Linked DNA regions of Homo sapiens: region 1 is linked to region 2. The links are chromatin loops, found by intact Hi-C in ENCODE. Cell type or tissue: CD14-positive monocyte. All regions are shown on one strand. Each heading gives the region's core, and the rest is flanking DNA. Links, peaks and the distances in the headings are about the cores only. Region 1 overlaps NOTCH2 (notch receptor 2). Region 2 overlaps NOTCH2 (notch receptor 2).

Evidence for each region. Peaks named below come from ENCODE experiments on the same cell type or tissue, not always from the same donor. Only the 100,000 strongest peaks of a DNase experiment are listed, where the experiment ranks them.
Region 1: it touches region 2 in a loop (11-fold over the local background); 5 of 110 quality-filtered maps call a loop at or near these places.

What each region holds. Positions count from the first base shown.
Region 1 is chr1:119,956,311-119,968,335 of GRCh38, forward strand. It overlaps NOTCH2 (notch receptor 2), which reads right to left. Exons shown (of 34, transcript NM_024408.4): 7 at 11,767-11,922; 8 at 11,123-11,311; 9 at 10,066-10,179; 10 at 9,143-9,256; 11 at 7,264-7,497; 12 at 3,082-3,192. Among named protein-coding and RNA genes, the nearest start is that of ADAM30, 66 kb to the left of the region's middle. In CD14-positive monocyte, for the core only: no CTCF peak of the experiment used is centred there; no DNase peak of the experiment used is centred there; H3K27ac peaks cover 1,513 bases.
Region 2 is chr1:119,902,350-119,913,515 of GRCh38, forward strand. NOTCH2 (notch receptor 2) reads right to left here. Exons shown (of 34, transcript NM_024408.4): 34 at 9,204-11,166. Among named protein-coding and RNA genes, the nearest start is that of ADAM30, 11 kb to the left of the region's middle. In CD14-positive monocyte, for the core only: no CTCF peak of the experiment used is centred there; no DNase peak of the experiment used is centred there.

The sequences.
Region 1 (12,025 bases), core at 5,205-7,704, 50 kb after region 2:
CTATGAATTTATATATTTCAAAGAACACAATGTTCTGATTCTGATTTTGAAAACATGCATTTTTCTCATTTAAGAAAGAGCAATCCTGTATTTAGAATAGGACATTCCAAATGAAACAGATACCCACTCCTATGAAGTATGAGTATTCACATTTTTTCACCCTCCATTGCTCTCTAAACCATCATTGGTGGTTCTTGTGGTAAAAACCCATAATCTGGAAGTGGCTGCTGTTTTCCTCTTAAGTGTTTTATTAATAGCTTATTTTTAAATACTATTTCCTTGGCCTCAACCACTGATTCTTTGAGCTGTTTGTCAGTGGCACCAAAATATGAACCAGAGCTCTTCAACCACACAGTTAGCCTCGGCCCGTAATATAGTGAAGGATAACAGGAAAAAGGTTTCTTCATTTTTGGTCTTTTCTTGGAAGCGTCTCCTCAGAAGCCACTCCTCCCAAGTTTTCTTTATTTGCTTTTAAATTTATTCTTTGCAGAATAAATTTTCAAGCCATCTTTATCTGAAAGCATTAAATGCAGTCCACTATGTTGATTGACAGCTGTTCCATCAGGAAGGTCCTACCCTCAAGGAGTTTCCACTGAGCATGAGGAAAGTCCAGTGGAAGGCCAAGAAATTTTTTGGGCTAGGTAACTAAAATGAGAAGTTACCCAGTGTTTCTTCTGACTTAGGCACTCAATAAATTGGTGTTTAATAAATGAAAACATGGTATAGTCCACACTTCAGAGTCTGGCATTAGCTAGCAAAAGCGCTATATTTGAGTCCCATTCATTCGTTCATTCAGCAACATTCACTAAGCGTTTCCTACGTGCCAGACATTGCTTTAGACACTTGCTATAAAGATGATTAAACGAGGTCTCTGCCTTCTGGGAACTCACAGTCCTCACTATGCAACTCACTGGCAGAGGCCATGAGTATATACATCAAGGTCTGTCTCTCAGTTGCCTTATTTGTTAAACGGGTATAGTAGAACTTCCTTTCTGGATTGTTATGAGAATTCAGGAAGATAATGGGCATGAAGGTGCTTTGTAAAACTGAAAAGCAGTTTATAGAAGTATCACATAATTCCTTACATTCCCCCATTTAAAAAGGTTCTAAGAGAACAGATAACTTAGTATTAAAACAAAAAAATCCCCTTTAAAGCTGTCAAAGCTATTATTAGAATGATATGGGAAAAATATATTAAAATAAAACAAGAGCAAGAATAAAACTCCTCACATTTACCACTCATGAGTATATACCACAGTCATCTCTAATGTTTTTAGCAGCTGATTAAAAAAATCATCTCAGACATAGGCAACAGTTCCATGAACAGGGGACCACCTAGTAACCAAAACATTCCATTTCTTGCTTATAAGGTTTCATGCTACACCTTAGGTTTATTTTAGAATATTTTTAGCCTATGTTCTCCCTTCTTGGCCTTCCTGGTTTGCTGAATATTAAAAAGAGAAAGAATATGATTCATTGGCATTCTGAAAAAAATGAGTCCAGTAGAAGCCTTATATAAACACACACACACACACACACACACACACACACACACACACACACACACACACACAACAGGCCCCTAATCAGGATGTCCAGTGTAGTGGGAATGAGCATGGGCTCAGGGGTCAGATTGCCTGGGATGTAATTCTGGCTGCTGTGCACTGGTAACATTACTTAACATCTCTGTGTTCTGGGTTTCTTATTCTGTAGGTATTCTCAACGTCGGTGACAATTGACAATTTAGTGCCTAGCTCAAAATTAGTTCTTCATAAATGTTACCTATTCTCTTTGTATTACCCACTTATCAACAATGTACCTATTATCCTATCTAGCAGGGATTTTTGTGTATTCACTCGACTGCCACTTGATCTTGGAGTAACAAGTTTCAGGATGCAGAACATCAGGCTACTACAGCAGCACTGGGCATTGGGTATGACAGTTTTCATCAGATTTTGCTTCTCAGTGATCTTTCACTGAACAGGGATCACTGTGACCCATTTGGGTGCAAACTTTCCTTTCTAATGTCCACAATCATACCAAATAGGAGAAATTCTTGTGAAATAGAGAACAAAGTACATTCTTGGCAAATGAATGGTGGACATTCACTTCACTTTGCTCTGGCTGCTTTCTGCAGACTCTATCAAAAACTCTGAAGGGTGTTTCTCACATTCGAGTACAAACAACCACATGGAAATTATTAAAGGGTAACATGTTAGTGGCTGCTTCTGTGTGTCACTGTCCAGGAAGAACAGAATGTACAGTGTGTGCCTTCTGATGATGCCAAGAAGAAACTCAGGTGTGTCAGTGAGGGGCCTCAGGTTTCTGCAGTAGTAGCCTCTAGCACTTTTTGATCAGGAGGGTAAAAGATAAAGGTAATATTGACAAGTAAAGAGAGAGAAGATGTGTGTGTGTGTGTGTGTGTGTGTGTCTGTGTGTGCGTGTGCATGTACACGCACATGTGTGTATGTGTAAATGCCTAGGCTGTTCATACTTTAAGAGAAGTTATATTCAAAATTCTTCTAGCCATTTACTTTCTTCCTCCTGGGCAGAAAGATCTCTCTCATGCTACCCAAATTAGGGTGGTCTCCCCAAGCTCTGACCTCATCCAACAATATTTCAGAAGACGAAGTACCCAGAAATAAGCATTCAGTATTTTCACAGAATTCTACCTTGAGTATGTCAAAGAGGAGGTACCCAGAAGCAAGCATTCAGTATTTTCATAAGATTTTACCTTGAATATGTCTTTACGGAAGGCCTTGACTACTACCTGTAATCAATAAACATAGCTTTGGAAGCAATGTAACTCAAGCAAAGCAAAGGCAATTTATGGTCTGTCTAGGAATTATTTTCTGGCAGCAAATAAACACATAATCGAAAAACTCTAATTAATGAAAAGTATGTTTCAGTTTAGAAAAGGTCTGTGAACAGAAAACTGATCTAGAGAAGCAGAGAAACAGACTACTAACCCTCCAGAGTGACAAAGAAATAGGAAACACTTGAAAAGCAATATTCCTTTGGATGCTATATTCCCAAAGTGATAGGGCTGAAGGAGGGGCCTTGCAGTAAAAGGAGCTTTACCTGTGAATCCTGGTGAGCAGACACAACTGTAGCGATTAATGCCATCCATACAGATTCCATGGATACAAGGGTTACTTGCACAGTCATCAAAATTAATTTCACAATTAACCCCTGGAAGAGAAAACCCAACGGAAACCATTCAATGTTACCACAGAAATACTAAGGCTTTCTGCTTGTGATGCAGCAACGTGGTAAGAAATCTAAGGTGAATTCCAGCCAACCCTGGACAGAATAAAGCAGAAGTTCTCAAAATGCAGTCCACAGACTCGTTCAGGAAGATACAGGAGGTCCAAAGGATTTTATTAATCATACTTAGCCATGATCTTTCCTTTTCACTGTGCTAACATTCAAACTGATGGTGCAGAGGCAATGGGGTGAAACCGATCACATCAGCATGAATCAAGGCAGTAGAACCAGACTGTACTATAATTATTCTACTGCTCACCTCCACATGCCACAGTTAAACAAGCAAAAACGCCAGTTTCACTCAAGAGTGGCTTTGTTGGAAGTTAAAATTAGTAACTTTATAATTTTAATAAATCTCGAACCTTGAGTAATGTCTACTACTCCATGTGATGAAATGGAAGTATACATAAAGCATTTCTGTGGCATGCCAAGTATGAGAGTTGTCTCCAGGAAGAGCTATAATGCTATTGTTTGAGCTGTGAGTTGAAATAGCTGCTTTCTTCATGAAACCCCATTTTAATTGAAAGAGCAACTGACAGGCAAACCAGGGTTAATCAGAATTGAGTATTTAGCAAATATTAAGTGAAAGCAGCAAACCTGTCATTTTGAGGAAAAGCAAATTGACAGTATTTTTGCCAAAGATAAAACTTAAGCTTTCAAATCAAAATTAGGATTTTGGAATTTGTATCTATCACTGTGAGCTTGACACTGCCTGTCAGTATTGTAGGCTAAATTTCAGGATAAATCTTGAGTCTAGTAACTTCCTCCTGAGGTAAGCTGCCTTATTTTTGCTCTACTGCCCAGATGAATGGAAGAGTTTGGTTATATTAACAGTATACAATCATTATTGTTACCATTATTTGTAAAGAGATATTTGTGAAATATATTTGTAATATATTTCACAAATATCTCTTTACAAATAATGGTAACAATATTTACTTTTTATTTTTGTATGAATTTAGTGATGCTTTCTGAGTATCACAGAATAATATTTTGGTAGTTTAAAAAGACTAAAAATAAAAACTGGTAATGAGAATATAAGAAAACAAAACATCCAGGATAAAATGCCATACTTGTGATTCACTCATACTTTGTTTTTCTTTCTTTTTTTTCAGAGATAGGGTCCTGATCTGTCACCCAGACTGGAGAGCAATGACACGAGCACAGCTCCCTGCAACCTCAATATCCCTGACTCAAGCTATCCCCCCACCTCAGCCTCCCGATTACAGGTGTGTACCACCTTACCTGGCTAATTTTTATTTATTTTTTGTAGGGACGAGGTTTTGCTATGTTGCCCAGGCTGGTCTCAAACTCCCAGGCGCAAGCAATCGTCCCACCTCGGCCTCCCAAAATGTTGAGATTACAGGTATGAGCCACTGTGCCCATACTCTGCAATAATGTTTATTAATAATAATTACAGAGGAACAGTTTATTGAGTTCTATGAGCAAAGTACGCTGCTTTGCCTGTCATGTAAGTTTTCTCTAACCCTGTCACCCACCCTGCACATTAGTCTGTGTTACACCCATTTTACAGACAACAGGGCTGACCTGCACAGTGCCACCATTAGGGCAGGAAAGCTGGGCTCTGAACCCTGTTTGTGTGGCTCCACAGCATCCTCTTTCCACCACACTGTACTGTCATCCCATGATTAATGAGGCTATACTGCCTAATTAGCCATAAATGAGGGAAAGATTTCCATATTCCCTGCAGAGGAGTGGATACCTTTAGGAGATGTTTCTAACCCTTGACTGACAACCCTGCTTTACCCTCAAACTAAGAAGGCAGCACCCCCTCCCAATGAAGCCCTGATGATCCAATGTGACTCCAGCCCCCTGTCCATGGTTTATTTGAGTAGGAAAAGATGCCTGGATCAAGCCAGGCCAATGAGATTCTCTCATTACAACACTGAAACACAGACTGTGTGACCTCTGGTCTACAAATGCCCAGTTTCCTATTCTTTTCTCCAAAGCCTTATTATTCAATTGCTTGGAATCTATAAGAGGCTCTGGGTGCTTTCGCTAAGCTCTTTCTGTTTCTTTGTTTTGTTGTTGTTTATTTTTTGTAAATGATGACTTAAACTAGCTCAAGTTGGTCTGTTACTTGAAACACAAAGAAACTTACTTAAAACTTTACTATCATAAAAGCACAGATGAGAGAACGCACTGAAGGTAACTCTGGGTAGTATATCTCACTTTAAGTACCCAGTGAGTGACTACCACAATTTTAGCTGACAAACTGTAAAATATTTCTTCCATCCACTCCCCTATCCAAACACCAAACTACCAACTTAGGCCATATAAGTGGAACAGGAATTCTTACTCTAGAACTTCAGACTCTATTCATAATGCCTCTTTTAATGGATTTTCCACCCAGGTCCCTGATACATGCCAGGTCTTTCTCCACCCATTACAGATCAACATTTTTTTAATGTTGTCTGACCGTTGCTTGCTTTAATTCTCCAAATAACTGCAGGAACATCTTTGGCAGGTTCTGACAGATTCCGGGCCTTCCTTTCCATGCTGCCTACAGATCACTCATATTGACTTCTCACCTTCTCAGTGACAGCTACTTATACCATACCCTCTCTGTCCTCCCCAGAAAACACCTGATATATCCTGGTATAATGATATAATGCCAGAGAAAACAAAGTGCTTGCCAACCCACCACTCACCCAGGTTTCCAGTATGTTTATTATGATGGGAATGATAGCAAAGTCTAAAGCCCCTCGATTCTAAAGACATCCAGTCAATTGCTTGTAAATCTCTCAAATTTCTTTTCCTACTATAATTTCTCATGTCTGAGGAACAGCCCGGAAGCAAATTGCTTTTGGAAGTTTTCACAAAGATCTATTCAGCCCTTTTAGTGAGTTATCTAAATGTGGGGAGGGAAAGGCATTTTCAGCTGTGACGGCATGGGATGTTTTTCGTATGCTTGAGCAATTCAAAAAGGACTTTGTTTTCAAACTTGGCATGTATGAAGCCTTGGGTAAAGACCAGAGCCTTTGACAAATTTGAAGAAATGGATTTGGAAACAGTAAAAGAAAATGAGGGTAGCTAACTACCCTCTCCACCTCTGCTCTCTACATAGGTCATTTTCCTTACATCCAGAATGAGTTCTCAATAAATCACTCCTTTATATTGGCAGGTTTCCTTCTAACAAAGGCACACATTGGTTAATCTTCCACTAATACATTTTCCTTTGATCTGGAACATAGTACATCTCTGTCCACTAACCATAGTTGTGACCATAATCATTCATCTAATAAGTAAAACAGAACCATCCAAACCTGTGAGATGCTGCTGCCTGAGAAAATAATTCCACATCCCCCCAGAAAGGAGCAGCATGTCCTCACGACCAACAAGGAGTCATTCAACCAAGGTCAGAGAACAATGATGAACTCCGAGGATAGGAAATGACAGCTCTGCGTTCTACTTTAGTTACTGTGGTGTGTTGTAAGGTATCTCCTCTTCCTTAGAATCCCCCAAGATGGCTAAGGCCCCACCAGAGACAAGTGACTGAAGAAACATGTCACAATAAAGAGACTGAACTGTGAAAGAGAAAATACATTAAAGGAAGGGAAGAAGGGAAGAAGGAAGGTAGGTAGGAAGGAAGGAAGGAAGGAAGGAAGGAAGGACTGAATTTATTAATCTGGGTGGGGTGGAACTTAAAGAAAAAAAGATAATATAGCCACAAAAAAGAGGGTTTTCAATTTTAAATCATTAATTTTAATTTTTGAAGTGGTATGCCTCTATTTAACAAAACACACACAAACACACACACAAAATCATCAGATTGGCAGAGCTATTGTCTCTGACTTCTCCACTGGCTAGGGCCATTTGCCTTGAGACATTTATGTTTGTGGCTTTGGCTGTGCTTCTCAGAATCAGGACTGTTTTTTAGGTATCTGAGCATATGCCAACAGTCTGAAACATCTGTGTAAACAGATTTGAGAAACAGTGAAAACCCCATACCAAACATAAACAGAGTGGGCTTACCTGACGTGCCTGGCTGGCAGTTGCACTGGTAGCCATTGACCAGGTCAATGCAGCGACCATCGTTCAGGCAAGGGCTGCTGTAACATTCATCAATCTGGTCACTGCAGATGGCGCCCATGTACCCGGGATTGCAGATGCAGGTGTAGGAATCAATACCATCCTGACACTGACCATGGTGGCAAGGATCGGGGTCACAGTTGTCAATGTTCTCCTCACACAACACACCAGTGAAACCTTTGGAAAGAATTTTATCAAGGATTCTCAAAGACCAAGGCAGATATTCCACACCAGAACACAAGTGTAGCTACATCCATTTACTCTACACATTCGATGTGTGGTCAATTAATACTGCAGGTCTTGAGCAGTAGAAAACGACGATCTGCATTGATTTAGAAAGTATGCCTGGAGAGAGGTGCTTAAAATAAAGATTTCCAAATCAAATTTTAGAATTGAAATACCTTCGCAACTGATCAATAATTTCATTGCAGAGATGCTTTAACTGCACCTTCATTTCTTACTAGGCTTCAGGTATAACAGCTCAAAATATTTTTCCTTTATATATTTATCTTTGTATTTCTTTCTTCCCAAGTCCAATATACAGGTTAATGATTTCATGTATCTTATGTCCCCAATTCTGACTTTGGAGGTAAGAGAGCTTTATTTTACTTCTCTCAACTCCTCTGAGAGTAGTATGCATATATAGTAGTTTTAAATAAATACTGGTTGAATAAAATGAATGAACCTGTTATGAGAATTTAAAAGAAAAAGAGACAAGTAAGATTTCCTTTCTTCGAGGTGTAAATAGACAAACATTATATCTTTCCCTAAAAGACTCCAGGAGTCCTCCCCCCACTTTTAAACCTGAGCTAAAGGTTTTTAATCTCTTTGAAACTTATCCTCTACAAGAAGAATCTGGCCAGGGGAAGACAAAATCTGGATTCTCTGACAAGCATTAACTATTTGCAAAAAGAAAGAAAGTGGCTCATCTGAGTTGTCCTAAACTAAGTAGGTCTAATAATTAAAATATTAACTTTTTGTATTAATTTTCACAATTAAATTTGCTTTTCTGTGATCAGAAATAAATTATATGCATGATGCCTTTAATCTTTAAGACTCCATTCTCTAAAATTAATGTCTTGAATTACATAAATAACTTCTTTCTCAAGCAGTCAGATAATAAAGAAGTTCACTTCTAATAATTTCTAGCCTTTCTGTATAATATTTGCCTGTGTAAAAGGAAATGTGTAATAGGGAACATCTGGCTTACTGAAATCCAATCCCAAGTACAAAATGTGATTACAAACCCAGAAATGCAGAATATTTGTGCACAGATCGTTTTTGACTCTAGTTGCAGAAGTCAGCAAAGAGGACCCAAACTTTCCCAGTGAGAGCTCTCTCTCCTGTCATTTACACACTTGACTCTCAATCCTATTTTGGTGTCTTTTATGCAGAATACCCCTGCACTTGTACACATTCAGCCTTTAAATTTCTGGGCCTTCTTTCAGTCACTTGCTTCAAGAAACACAGAGCCAGGCCTCCTGCTGAGAAGCCCCAGTGAAAAATAGCTTTCAACTGGATTTCTTCTCTTTCCTAAATGAGTCAATCTAGCCAGCTGGAAACTTACTGCTGCCAAAATCTGTCCCAGAAAGACATGGATACCAAATGGAAATATCTGGGCCAGACCACTGTTGTGGTGGAGGAGGCAGGTGCTGCAGAAAAAGAGAGCAGCAAAAAATTTGTTAGAAACAGCTCTTCCTAAACACAGAGGAGCCTCTGGGAGTGGACTGGCCTGGCACAGCAGCTAGCAGAGGACAGGGACAATCACCCTATTTTGTTCAGATGGACCTACCAAGGAGATGAAAAGTGAGAAGAATCTTACCTGTGGCACACTGGCATTCATAGCCATTCGGGTGATCGATACACTTTGCCCCATTCAGACACGGAGTACTGGAACAGTCATCAATATCAATCTGGCAAACTGGCCCAGTGAAACCTCAAAAAGGGACAGTGGTAACATGAGTCAAAGGATTATCTTGTGTCTCCCTTTACCATGAGAATGATGTTAGGTTACTAGCAGGGCTTATACCAATGGGTCAATAAGCCTATGCTTTATTATTCTCCCCAACAGGTAACTGGAATAACCAGGTGACACTCAGGGAATCAGAGGCACTTGTGGTGTGTCTCTACCATTGCTTCTTCACAGACAGACTTCACTTCTAAATGAAGGATGTAGGAAGTGAAATTTATAGGTGGAACCTCAAACAAGTAACTGTAGCTTCAGAGGCAACAGAAACCTTCTCTCTGAAGATACAATGGGGTAAGATGCAATCTATGGAGGACAATTTGGCATATCTTCAAAAATAGCTTGAGGAAAAAAAAGGAGAGACAGAGAATCTTGGAAAAATTGGCATGTGTTGTCTGTTTCTGAACTCATGGGTGAAATGTCTAAAAATAACAGTCTCACAGAGGGCCTTCAAGAATATGACCCATGGGAAAAAAATAAAATCCCGAATAGCCTACAACTAAGGCTTCTGTGAGGTATGAGCATTCTGAAATATATACACAGACGAAGAGGTCATGGGCCATTCAAGAATAGACTTGGACTTTTGGCCACAAAGGACTTGTAAGATATAGTAGCTAAAACAAATTCTCTATTTCTGTACACACACACTCCTATCACCAAGCACTTACTCTAATGATTTCCTCATGCACAGCCCACACACATTCTCTCCCTGCTCTCTTCCCTGTGGTCAGTTGGCTTTGTGCTTTAAGAGAAAACAGGGCCAGGTCGTGGGCACTTACCAGGAGGACACAGGCACTGGAAACGATTGACTTTATCCACACACTGCCCATTGTTCACACAAGGGTTGCTCTGACATTCATTTATTTCTAATTCACAATGCACACCTTTGAAACCTAAACAAAACAGACCACACAAGTGGCTTAAAGAGAGAGAAAGGTGTATTCCAGACAAGGAAGCACAAATTTGCAATGATAACTACATCCTTTGCGAGTACACACATTTCTGCAGAGAAAAAAGGAACTCTGCCATGATGAGAAATAGTCACTCCAAGTGTCAAGCAGGACAGGGCATACTGTGAAATACCCATGTCACTGTGAAAAGCGGGAAGGGATTACATTAAAAGACATTGGCAAGACCTAGCATATAAACAAGGACTGCTCCACATTTTCTGTGATAAATCCATACTTTCTGGACTGTGGAAGGCCCAAAATGTCCCCACTCTATGTTCCTAAAGACAAGCTGAGCTGGAGCTGTTGTTGCCTTCAGGGTGCAGTTCAAGGTCAGCAGTGCCTTTCAAGGCTGGAGTGGCCGGCAGCCTTAATCAGGCAGAGCAGCCAATGTTAGCCATCATTTCAAGCTGGATTTGGCTGTATCCTCTCAAAATTAAAGACATGGTCTATGCAGAAGAGCTCCAGAATACAACTAAACATGTACTGCACTTTAGATAAATGGAAACTTCCTATATAATTGTGGATAAAATTTATTTATATAAATGGAATGGTATGGTATTTGTAATTACATGAAGGTATCAGGAAAACTTGCTATTTAAAGGATTCTTACAGTAAATCATTTTTGAAATTTTCTATTACATGTGGATTTTGATATAACAGGCTTGTTTAATTTGGTCTACATAGCTTGATGAATTCTAGCACTGCCTTACTCTTTGAGTAAGGAAGGTTTGCTTGTGAACCCTGACTTCCTCTAGTCCCCAGTCAGCAAAGGAAATCAAATGCTGACAGAGCTCATCAGACTGCAATAGTATACTGAATGCTCTACCAAGAGAAGTTCAGAACAGTCCCTCCTCTCTAGACCCAACATGCTGATGGGCCCATTTACCTGGCATGCACAGACATGTGAAGCCTCCAATCTTATCCAGACAGGTAGCATCATTCTGGCAGGGGTCTGAATGGCACTCATTGATGTCCATCTCACAACGAGGTCCTGCATAACCCTTCAGACACTCACAGTGGAAGGCGCCATCCGTGTTCACACATTTTCCTGCATGCTCACAAGGATTGCTATTGGCTGAAAGACACAAGTACCAATTACTGGGATCAAAGCAGTTGAGTTTCCACAAATGTGAACAATAGAAGAGCATCTGATGGTTATAGCATCAGGGCCAGGCCTTCAATAATATCATTCCCAATTTTCTATTTTTTTTTCCTTAATTTAAAAAGAAATAAAAGCGGAGTATCCTCAACTGTTATGCATTTCTGCTATTGCAGTTTCTGCCCAAACTGTCATTGAGGTAGGGCTTTATATTAAGAATCAAGTACATACGTTTCATACAGTTAATCCCCAGAATGGAATATATGGTTATGGCTATGCTGAAAGGTCACTTGTAAACACTGGCCATGTAGCAAGAGTAATCTGAGGTTTGGGTGTATGTAATTTGCTTCTACAGTAAAATGTGCTTCAGTTTAAACATTTGCTGAGCTCAACAGACACTTCACAGAACAGAAAAAGTTCTGCTTACTCACCCATGGCACATTCATCCACATCTTCTGTGCAGTCAGCCCCTTTGTAGCCTTGTGGGCAGGTGCAAATATATTGCCCATTTAGGGGGTTGGTGTCACACAGTGCCCCCTTGTGGCAAGGATTGCTGATGCATGCATCATCCAGATGACACAGGAGACCTGTCACAGGGTGGGGCAAAGGACAACTAAGAGAAAATGTCTCTCACTTGGGGAAGAGCTTTCTCTTTCACCCAGGAGGGAAAACCTCATGATCAGTTCCTCA
Region 2 (11,166 bases), core at 8,667-11,166:
GAACGTCTTGTTGAAAATGAGAGGAAAGACAATCCTTATGATAAAGTGGCACAAAACATAGCTGAATTGTGTTTTGTGCAAGGTAGAACTTCTGAGTGATTAAATAGGATATTTGCGGGGGAGAAATCTCTAAGCAAAGTGTTGAGGGTGTGGCATGACTTCTCGTGATTGCTTATGATAAAATGTGAGAAGACAGAAATGAGCTAAAGACAGATAATCAAAAAGGGAAAAGAATGTAATATATGGAAAATTCTCAGCCGGGTCATGTTCAGAAGAAAATACCATGGGTGTGGCCAAATCACTCTTTGATAAGGAGATCAGGATCACTCAGCCCTGTGTCATTCATCAAGACAATGAAAGAATGACCCTGAACATATTTGGAGATCTTTGGGACTGCCATTTCCATCACAGGTCCACAATGGCAGAGCCATGAAGGCATAATGGTTTAAAAGGAGGGGCCCAGAACATATGTGGGGCCTTTAACTCACTGCCCAGTGCCACTTCAAATCTCTGCTCTTTGATTCAAATGCAGCACTTTTTGGCCACCCCCGGTGTGGCTCCAGTGGGCCCAGTTGTGGTGCCAGCAGCAGTGGCTGGCCCTCCAGAGGATGTGGGTAGTAAACCTTTGCAGCATTCACATGGTGCTAAATCTCCAGGCACTCAGAATGCAAGAACTGTGGGAGGATGGCCACCTCCACATTGATTTCAAAGGATACCGCAGAGATTCTTGAAATCTAGGCTGAGAACTGCCACAGGGGAAGGACCACCACAGACAGCTGCCACTAGGGCATTGCTCAGTGGAACTGTGGGAGTTGGGTCACCACAGAGAGTCCCCAATAGGGCAATGTCTTATGGAGCCATGGGAGCAGGGCTGCCCCAAAACCCCAGAACTGTGGAGCCTCCAGTGTAAAACGCCGCCTGGGAGAGCCACAGGCACCTAATTCCAACCCCTGAAAGCTGCTGTGTGGGCTGTGCTCAGCAAAGCCATGGGGGTGAGGTCACCTGGAGCCTTGAGGTTCCAACCTCTGCACCAGTATGTCCAGAAGGCAGGACATCAAGTCAAAGTTGATTGTCAAGACTTAAGATTTACTGTTGTTTACCCTGAGGGGTTTTGGACTTACTTGAGACCAGTTAACTCTTTATTCCTTCCTATTTTTCCTTTTTGGAATAGAAACATTTATTGTATGCCTTCTCCTCCACTGTATTTTGGAAGCATATAAGTTTAATTTCACAGATTCACAACCAGAGGGCAATTTGCCTCAGGATGAATCATAACTTGAGTCTCACTCATACCTGATTTAAATGATGTTTAGACAAGACTCTGGACTTTAGACTTCTGTGTTGATGCTGAAATTAAGAGTTTTGAGGTTATTGGGATGGAATGTGCATGTAAGAACAAAATAAATTTTGGGACACCAGAGGCAGAATGCTACAGTCTGAATGTTTATGTCTCTCCTAAGTTGAAATGTGAAAACTTAATCCCCAATGTGGTGGTATTAAGAGGTGGGCTTTTGGGAGGTGATCAGCAGGGTCCCATGAGTTATGAATGGGATTAGTGCCCTTAAAAAGGAGCCTGAGGGGGCTTCTTTGCCCCTACTGTCATGTGAGGACCCAGGAAGAAAGCGTCGTCTTTGAAGCAAAGAAAGAAATAGTCCTCACCAGACACTAAATTTGCTGTTGTCTTTATCTTGGATTTCCTAGCCTCCAGAACTGTGAGCAAGATCTGTCTTCAATTTATATATTACCCAGCGTGAGGTATCTTGTCATAGCAGCCCAAATGGATAGTTGGTAAAATAAATTGAGGAAATTATTACTAAACCTGTCAGGGAGCTATTATTTCTAGGGTGAAAGGAAGGGGCTATACTCAGGAAAAGAAGGGAGGGAGGAAGAAGGGTATGCTTGGTGTAGCTTTTGCTGGGGTGTTAGCAATATATTTCTTGACTGCTAGGGTTTGCTGTACATATTTGTTAAAATAGTCCTGAAAGTTTTATCCTCACTTCTTTATATGCTGTATTTTACAATTATTAAAGAAAAAACTAAGACAAATTAAATTTAACAAAGTTTGTGCAGGAAACAGGTTTTAGAACTGGGAAGCATTCTGAACCAAAAATTGTTCAGAATACCCCCACCTCCATCATGGTGAGCTATACTTAAAAATCAGGAAACAAGAAATGACATACAGGGATTAAATGATTGGTACAGTTTGAGGTTTGTTTTATTTGGGCATAATCTGGCAATTTAAAGCCTGGGATTTGCTGAAGGTTCAGCTACTATAATTGGCTGAGACTCAGTTGGTTTGTTACAAGGGTATACTCCTAGGTTAGTTTACAACTTGTTTACACATCAAGCTAGAATACTTTCACTATGTTTGAAGGCAACATATAGTTGGAGCATGTTTTATTTCGTTTTTTTAACCCATTTAGCCAGTCTATATCTTTTACGTGGAAAGTTTAATCTGCTTACATTTAAGATTATTATTGATATCTGAGGGCTTATTCCTGTTTTTATTTTATCAATTGATTTTGAGTTTTTTGTATATCCTTTGTTCGTTTCTTTCTCTTTTATCGTTTATTATTGTGGCTTGGTGATTTTCCTTAGTGGTAACATTTGAGTCCTTTCTTTTCTTTATTTGTGTGTTTGCTCTACCAGTGGGCTTTATACACTCATGTGTTTTCATGATGGTAGATATCATCCATTTGTTTCCAGGTACAGGACTTCCTTAATCATTTCTTGTAGAACTTGTCTAGTGGTGATGAATTCCCTCAGCATTTGCTTATTTGGGAAAGACTATTTCTCTTTCGTTTATAAATAACATTTTGGGTATAGTGTTCTTGGTTGGCATTTTTTCTTTCAACACTTTGAATATATAATCTAATTATCTTCTGGCCTATAAGGTTTCTGCTGAGAAATGTGCTGTTAGTCTGATGGGGATTCCCTTATAAGTGACTAAACACATTTCTCTTGCTCTTTTTAGAATTCTCTGTCTTTGACTTTTGGCAGTTTGACTATAATGGGCCATGGAGAAGACCTTTTTAAATTGTATCTATTTGGAGATCTATGAGTTTCCTGTTATCTGGATGTCTAAATCTCTTGCTAGACTTGGAAAATTCCCAGCTATTGTTTTGTTAAATAGGTTTTCGATCTTATATTTTCTCTCACCTTCTGAGACACCAAAAATTTAAACATTTGGTTGCTTAATAGTATGCTATATGTCATGTGGGCTTCACTCATTCTTTTAAATTCTTTTTTCTTTATTTTTGTCTGGCTGGGTTATTTCAAAAGATCTGTCTTCAAGCTCTGAAATTCTTCTGCTTGATCTAGTCTATTATTGAAGTTTTTGAATATATGTTTTAATTCCATTCAATGAGTTTTTCAGTTTCAGAATCTGTTTGGTTCTTTTATGTATGACCTCTATCTCTGGTAAATTTCTCATTCATACCCTGAATTGTTTTTCTAATTTCTTTGTATTGTTTACTTTGTTCTGTTGTATCTCACTAAGCTTTAAAAAATCATTATTTTGAATTCCTTTCTGGGATTTTGTAAGTTTCTTTTTAATGGGAATCTTTTGCTGGAGAATTATTGTGTTCCTTTGAGGATGCTATCTTTCCTTGCTTTTTCATGTTTCTTGTGTCTTTACACTGATATCTGCACATCTGGTGTAACAATCACTTATTCCAATTTTGTGAATTTGCTTTCATAAGGGAGGACTTTTTTCTGAGGATGTATCTATGGTATTGGTTGTGTAGGGCACTTTGGCTTTGATTCCAGGTGCATGCGGTAGTGTAGTCTCTGTATGATTTCTTTGGCTGTAACCAGCATCAGTAGCAGTGGCATAGGGTGTGGTTGTTAGTGGAGGCTGTGGTGACATTCTGCTAGGGATGGGGACACAAAATGGGCCAGTCCTTGTGTCCCAGTGGTGGCAGTGGCAGGCTGACAATGCCTGTTGTTGAGCCCCAGGGTAATGTGCACTGGCACCAGTGTTAGCAGATCTAGACAGGCTGGTTCTTGGGCCTCCAAATGGCTTGCTTTGGTGCTGGCAGTGGCAGTGGTGGGCTGGACAGGTTGGTGGGTCTTTGGGCCCCTGCACAGTGAGCAAGGCATAGATGATGGCAGTAGCAGTAGTGGGACAACCTTCTTGTTTCCAAGCAGTCTGCACTGGGGTTGGCAGGGGCAGAAATTTGCTAGTTGGGCCAGTCCCCAAGCCCGTAGGTCATGCATGCAGGTGGGTGCCAGCTGTGGTGGTAGCAGCAGGTTGGATGGCCCATCCTTAGGCTCCTGGAAGGAGTGCTCACATGCCGAAGGTGGTGGATGGGGCAGGGTGATCTCCAGGCTCCTGAACAGTATGCCTGGGCACTGTGGGAAGAGGCAGAGCTGGGCCAGGCAGGCCTGTCTTCAACAACCACTGGCAGTGTGTGCAGGTGCTAGCTGTGGTAGACAGGGGCAGAGTGATCCTGGATGTGATGGTTAACATTGTCAACTTGACTGGAATGAAGGATGCAAAGTATTGTTTCTGGGTGTGTCTGTATGGGTGTTGCCGAGGAGATTAACATTTGAGTCAGTGGACTGGGAGAGGAAGACCCACCCTCAATCTAAGTGGGTACCATCCCATCAGCTGCCAGCACAGCTAGAAAAAGCAGGTGGGAGAAAGTGGAAGAAGCTGACTTGCTGAGTCTTCTGGCTTTCATCTCTCTCTCCTGCGCTAGATGCTTCCTGCCCTTGAACATCAGGCTCCAGGTTCTTCGGCCTTTGGACTCTTGGACTTATACCAGTGGTTTGCTGCAGACTCTCAGGCCTTTGACCACAGACTGAAGGCTGCACTGTCGGCTTCCCTACTTTTGAGCTTTGGACTTGGAGTGAGCCACTACTGGCTTCCTAGCTCCTCAGCTTGAAAACAGCCTATTGTGGGATTTCACTTTGTGATCGTGTGAATCAATTCTCCTTAATAAACTCCCTTTCATATATGCATATATCCTATTAGTTCTGTCCCTTTGGAGAACTCTCACCAATACACCAGGTCCCTGGCAGAATGCTTGGGTGAGGGTGGCAGCAGATGCCCTGTGACCCTGCTGCTAGTGGGCAGGGTTGTTTTCAGTGGCAGCAACCATGGGCAGGTGGTTGGGGAGTGCATGCTTTGGCCCTAAGTGGAAGATGTGCATGAGGTAGCCTGTCCTTAGGTTGCTTATAAATGTGTGGTGGCCAACTGCTGGGGGTGGGCAGTGTCACAGCCAATGGCTTACACTTTGGGCCTGGCAGTAGCAGCCAACAGCAGCAACCAGCAGCAGCAGCTGTGGGTGGAGGATATCAACGGGGGACCCAGGATGTGGAGATGCAGAGGCTTTTGAGCCTCATGACAGGATTCATTCTGCTGAGAGATGGACTCTCAAAATGGAACCTTGCTGTAGCTGCTTAGGATTTGCCAGGGGTGGTGTGTGCGGGACCCAGCGTGAGCTCCCATTCTAGAGCAGTAGAGTTGTATGGTCTTCAGGCAGCTTCCTATGTTAGTTTTAAGGTCCTCAAGGGTCGAGGAGTTATCTCATGGCTAGGATTGCAAGAATCTACAGTGGGAATGTGGACTGCTGGGGGTCTCTCACTTACCCTTTCTCCACACTGGAGAGCCTCTCTGGGCTCCCAGCTGGTCATGGCTGAGCAGGCTGTCTCACTTCTCTCTTTCCTTGCCTTAGGTGTTTCTGGCCACTTTTCTGTTGAATTCCTGTGTACTCTTTTAGATGATCTAGTTGAAGTGTGATTATCTTCTTGTTATTTTTGTTCTTCTTTGTAGAAAACACAAGTACCAGATGCCTCTAGTTAGCTATATTGAAGCCCGTCCACTGGGTTTGAATTTTTTTAAAAACACAAGTACCACATGCCTCTAGTTAGCTATATATATTGAAGCCCCTCCACTGGGTTTGAATTTTTTTAAGGTTATTGGGGTGTGTGTCTGTGTGTGTGCGTGCACGTGTGCACTATTGTAAATGTGGTCTTTTCAATTACATCCTGCAAATGGTTCTTCTGTGAATTGGTTTTACATCATTTTATTTACTGAATCCCTAATAGTTTATGGTAGTTCTCCTCTGTTTTCTTCAGTTGTCCAGGCATATAGTCGTATTAACCTTCTAACTATTATATGTAAAACCCTAGTTTTATATGTAAAACCTAAGCACAGTAACACACATTCTGATGTAACATGATTAGTGGTTGATGCCTATCCTCTTCCAAATCCACTTTCTTCAAACTTTTCTAGGAGGCAAGGGAAAGGGGTCATGGAAGAGAGAAAAAGGAGAGAGACAGAAATGTGAGACAATTGCATGACAGCGGGACAAGGGCTGGGTCCCTACATCTCAGTGCTTGCCCAGCCTAAATTTTCTCAAATAGGCACGTGCAATAGACAGGTGATGTTTTACAATGAGGCTCTTGAAGCTCTCAAAATTATCGGCCAGGTTACAAAGCCCATATTCAATCAAACATATATTTATGCTGAGGCACACAAGTGCTACCAGGTAGTGCCAGATGGCAGCCATGACCCAGATGGGTATGAATTATTCAGCTGGAGCCCAGAACTCCTGCCTTGCAACCTGACTCCCCTGGCTTGTCTCACTTGGTCAATTAAATTCACAATAATGGAGTCCCACATTTTATACAATTGCATTTGAAAATAGACTTTTTTCATGGACCAACTATTGCAAATAACAATGTTTTCCAGAACAAAAATAATCCCCACAGAGCAAATTTATAAAAATAACTAACTGGGAAAGAAAGGAGGAAGGAAAAAACAGGAAGGGAAATGGAATTAGAGGATGAAATATAGGAGTTTTAAGCCATAAGCATTATACATCTTCAAACATCTGAAATAAGTATAAAATATCAACATTTTATGAATTCCAATATTAGATGCTTGTACGTTTCTGTAGGTTATTGTAGAAACATTTTATTGAAGTATAATTTACATAAGTCAAATGCATAAATCTTAAGTTAAATTTTACATGAAATTTTACGTATATATACACTCATGTAGTCACCACCCAGGTCAAGATACTTTCAGACTCCAGAAAGATTCTTCTTTCTCTCACTTCAGTCTAGACCTTTCTCCCAAAAAGTAGCCACTGTTCAGATTATCTATTTACTATTGGTTGGTTTTTCCTAAACTTATGTAATGGAATCATACAGAATGTATTACTTGTGTCTGGCTTATTTTGCTCAACATTATTTTGATGAATATACTACGTGTTGTTGCAAGTTGCTCTTTTTCATTTATGCGTAGCATTCATTTCAATGAATGTACCAGAATTTATCCATCCCACTGCTGATGACTGTCTGCACTTTGAGTGCTCAAAGCCAAAGTGGTGAAGAAACACACTACTAGATCAGAAAAAGAAGTCAGGATTCTAAATACGTACTTTTTTTTAACTTTATGCTTTCTGCCTAGACACATCAATAACAGGTTACCAGTGGAAATTTCTCAGAAATATAGTTGGAAGGAGAATGTTATTTTAGGTAATATGTTTGCCCCTTCAGATTCACTCTCTTTCCTTCTCCACCAAGCTCCCAGCCAGAAAGCTGACTTACATTGATAGATTATAATCAACAGCTCCCATATTTGCAGGCTTCCACTTGGAGTCGGCAAACAGAGAGCCCAGTGAAGCAAATGAGATCAGGGTATTCATTCATTCCCTAGCTTCTTTCTGGGAGGGCTTAAGGCCCACTGTGTGCTTTGAAGGAAGTCACAGCTCTTCTTGAGGTAGCCTGCTCTACAGCAGCAGTCTCCAACCTTTTTGGCACCAGGAACCAGTTTCGTGGAAGACAATATTTCCATGGACTGGGGCCAGGGAATGGTTTGGGGATGAAACTCTTCCATCTCAGATCATCAGACATTAGATTATCATAAGGAGTGCGCAACCTAGATCCTTCACATATGCAGTTCACAATAGGGTTCATGCTCCTATGAGAATCTAACGCCACTGCTGATCTGACAGGAGGTGGAGCTCAGGCAGTAATGCTTGCTTGCCTGCTGCTCACCTCCTGCTGTGCAGCCCGGTTCCTAACGGTTCCCCACAGGCTAAGGTATCCAGTCTGTGGCCCGGGGGGTTGGGGACCTGCTCTACAGGACTCTGCTTCCAGGTCCTAGTGACTTCTCCTGGCCTTTTGGGCCCACAAGTGGAAATAGCTCTGCTGATGCTAACACGGGTTTCTGCACAACTGTGTGTCGGTCCCTGACATTGCACACACACTTTTGTAATTAATCCTTTGTAAATAGCCCTCTTTGATGTATCCTAATTTGAGTGTGCCCACACTTTGTGGATGGGACTTGACTGGTACAAATATTTTAAATGTGTTTTGCTAAGTGCTAAGGCAAAAGAAGGAAAAGTTGTATTCTTTCACACACACAACACACACACAACTTCATATACCCTGTGGCTGAAAGACGTAGTGGCAGAGGCAATTAACAGGCTCGCAGTTCCCCCACTGCCCACATCCTGAAAAACATGTGGGCATTAAGGAGGTTGTTCTGATAAAGGAAGCAGCCCCTCTCCTTGGGTCGTGAAGCTTTTTAGTTGCATGACTGAGGCACTAGCCCCTCTCCTGGCATGCTCATGGTCTAGTGTCCAAGCCTACTGCTCCAGCTTTGTGATGGGGTGGCACTTGGCTTCGGCCCTACTCTCCTTTTTTGGCTTTCACGTCTGGGAGTGCCCCGAGTCCTCCCTGCATAATCAAAGGCTAGCATTCAAGACTTAAAATTGCAGGGGCAGGATGTGGTCAGCCACCCAATGGCCTGCAACCTGGATCCACTGAAGCAGGTTTTCATGGAGCAATTTAGTTCCCAAATAGTTTGCAAGTGGCAACTTGAGCTCTGAGTGGCCGGCCTGCACAGGTGATCATTCCTTAGCTCTCAAATTCATTTTATTCTTCCACCATTATAAAACCCAATATGAAGACTAAAATGTTTTATATAAAATTAAAACATTCTGAACATAACCAATTAATGCTAAATTACGTTAAAACCTTAACTGTGCAGATCTTGAACAAGGCTCCTTTATCTGCTTAGCAGAAGCATATCCTAAGATTTCAAGTCATTAAAAAAAAAACTGTTACCATTTATAACTATGCATGTGTGACTGATAAGTTTCTGCAAAATAATGGAAAATGGAAATAAGATGCTAGGGTCAATATGAGACTGCTAATGCCATACATATTAACAACATCAAGTATTCATGTTCAAATATCTCACTGACTTTATAAATAAATGTATGAATGTGAACTTATAACAAATTTATACACAAAATATTATTTTATAATCCTGTATATTAAGTTCTACACAAATTTCACTTAAGGAATGTTACAAACCAATCATTTACATAACAGCATAATTAATATTATGACTTATATCCCAGTTCCCAATTCTTGCTATAGCAACTACTTCGCATTTCCATTGGAAGGCACCTTGTCCCTGAGCAACCATCTGTTTGTCACCAGCTATGGCTAGTGCACAGAAGAGTGCTCAGTTTTGTGATGTTTCCTATTTGACAGATGCTTTTTCCCCAGGATCATTTATTTATGATCTAATTAAAGGAAGAAAAAAAGAAGTTTGGTGCTAGGCTTTGTGGGATTCAGAAAGAAAAGAAAATTTGCTCTCTCAGCAAATTATGACATCATGAGGTAACACTGCCAGGCCATGGATGCAGTATTGGAAAATAAAAAATACAACACCACTGAGCTTGGCAAACCTTTTTTATTTTGTGATAAAAATGCTTTCATATAAATTTCATCTTAACTACCTTTAGAATGAAACGGAAAAGTAAAAACAAAGTGTGCATTTTCCTTACTACGTTTAGTCAGGAATATGCGGTCATTTTATTGGTTACTGGGTTTCTCATACAAACAGATATAATATCACTTTTAAGAGAAATGTACACAAGGAAGTAACCATAGTACCACTTATTAGTGGGGGCCTCTGGGTACATAAATGTGTCCTCCCAAATAGTCATCATACATTCAATGTATTGGTTAGGGCCAAAATCCCTAAACCACCTCTCAACAAAACATTACACCTTTGGTTCTTTATTATGCAAAAATTACAAATTGGCAAATTCAATAAGAGGATGCAATGGATTTGAGCATCACAGCCAATTGCTTATACTAAAATATTTTAATTCTCAGACTCTCTTTCCCTCATACCTTTCCCTTCCCCACCTCACATAAGAAAATGATGCTTAAAACAAAACAGAGGAAGCAAATAAACAAACAAAAAAACCTATCCCCAAAGGCAGGCAGAAGAGGAGTCAAAGAAAGAAAGCATTTATAACAATAAAAATAAACCAAAAATAGCAGGGGAGGATCTATACATGGCATAAAAGATGTGTCTCATAAAAACTGAGTCTCCAATTCAGAACCCAAATGAGAAAGTGATTATCCATCTTACCTTCCCTTTTATTAGATACCACACAATTCAAGAGTTCTTAAAATCTAAGAGATCAGTAAAAAGTTTGAAAGGCAGTGTTGTCCTCCTCATCACTGAAACCTGTTGTCTGTAATGACAGCTTTCACATTCCCTTTCTCCAAACCCAAAGGATCCAAATTAAAGTAGTCCAAGAAAAAGAAACAAGCAATTTGGTCTGACATTGTGCTTAAGGAAAAGGGAGGATATAAAATATCCAGTGGCTGGATCAGTAGCTGATACTTTCAGAAGTGGGGCTGGAGCAGGAGGGCAGAAAGGGGCAGGTACGCTGTGGTCCACAGAGGTCCATGCAGATAGGTTCTCCCCATCTGTGAATAATAAATGGGTCCAAGGGCAGAGAGTCACCATTTAGAATGATAAAATGTTTGCACACTATGAAAGAGGCTGACAGAATGTTGCCACATGGAGAGAATAAAGCAGAGAATGAACAAACTTAATCTGCTTATCTCAGGGCAGAAGTAATTATTTTTGTTGGTTCAATAAATTTGGATAGGACTGAAAAAACCATTTGTAAACTATTATGCCAACAGACACGCAGGGTTTCCATATGGGGCCACCGACAGACAAATCAGGTAAGTGGGAAGCACTGATGCATACTTGCAGCCATAGAAGGAATGAGAACTGTCATTCAAACCAAAAGAGTCGGGAATTCACCTGTTAATATCTACAAAATGCCCAGGCAGAACTTATTTTGCAGGTGTCATGGGCATCACAGC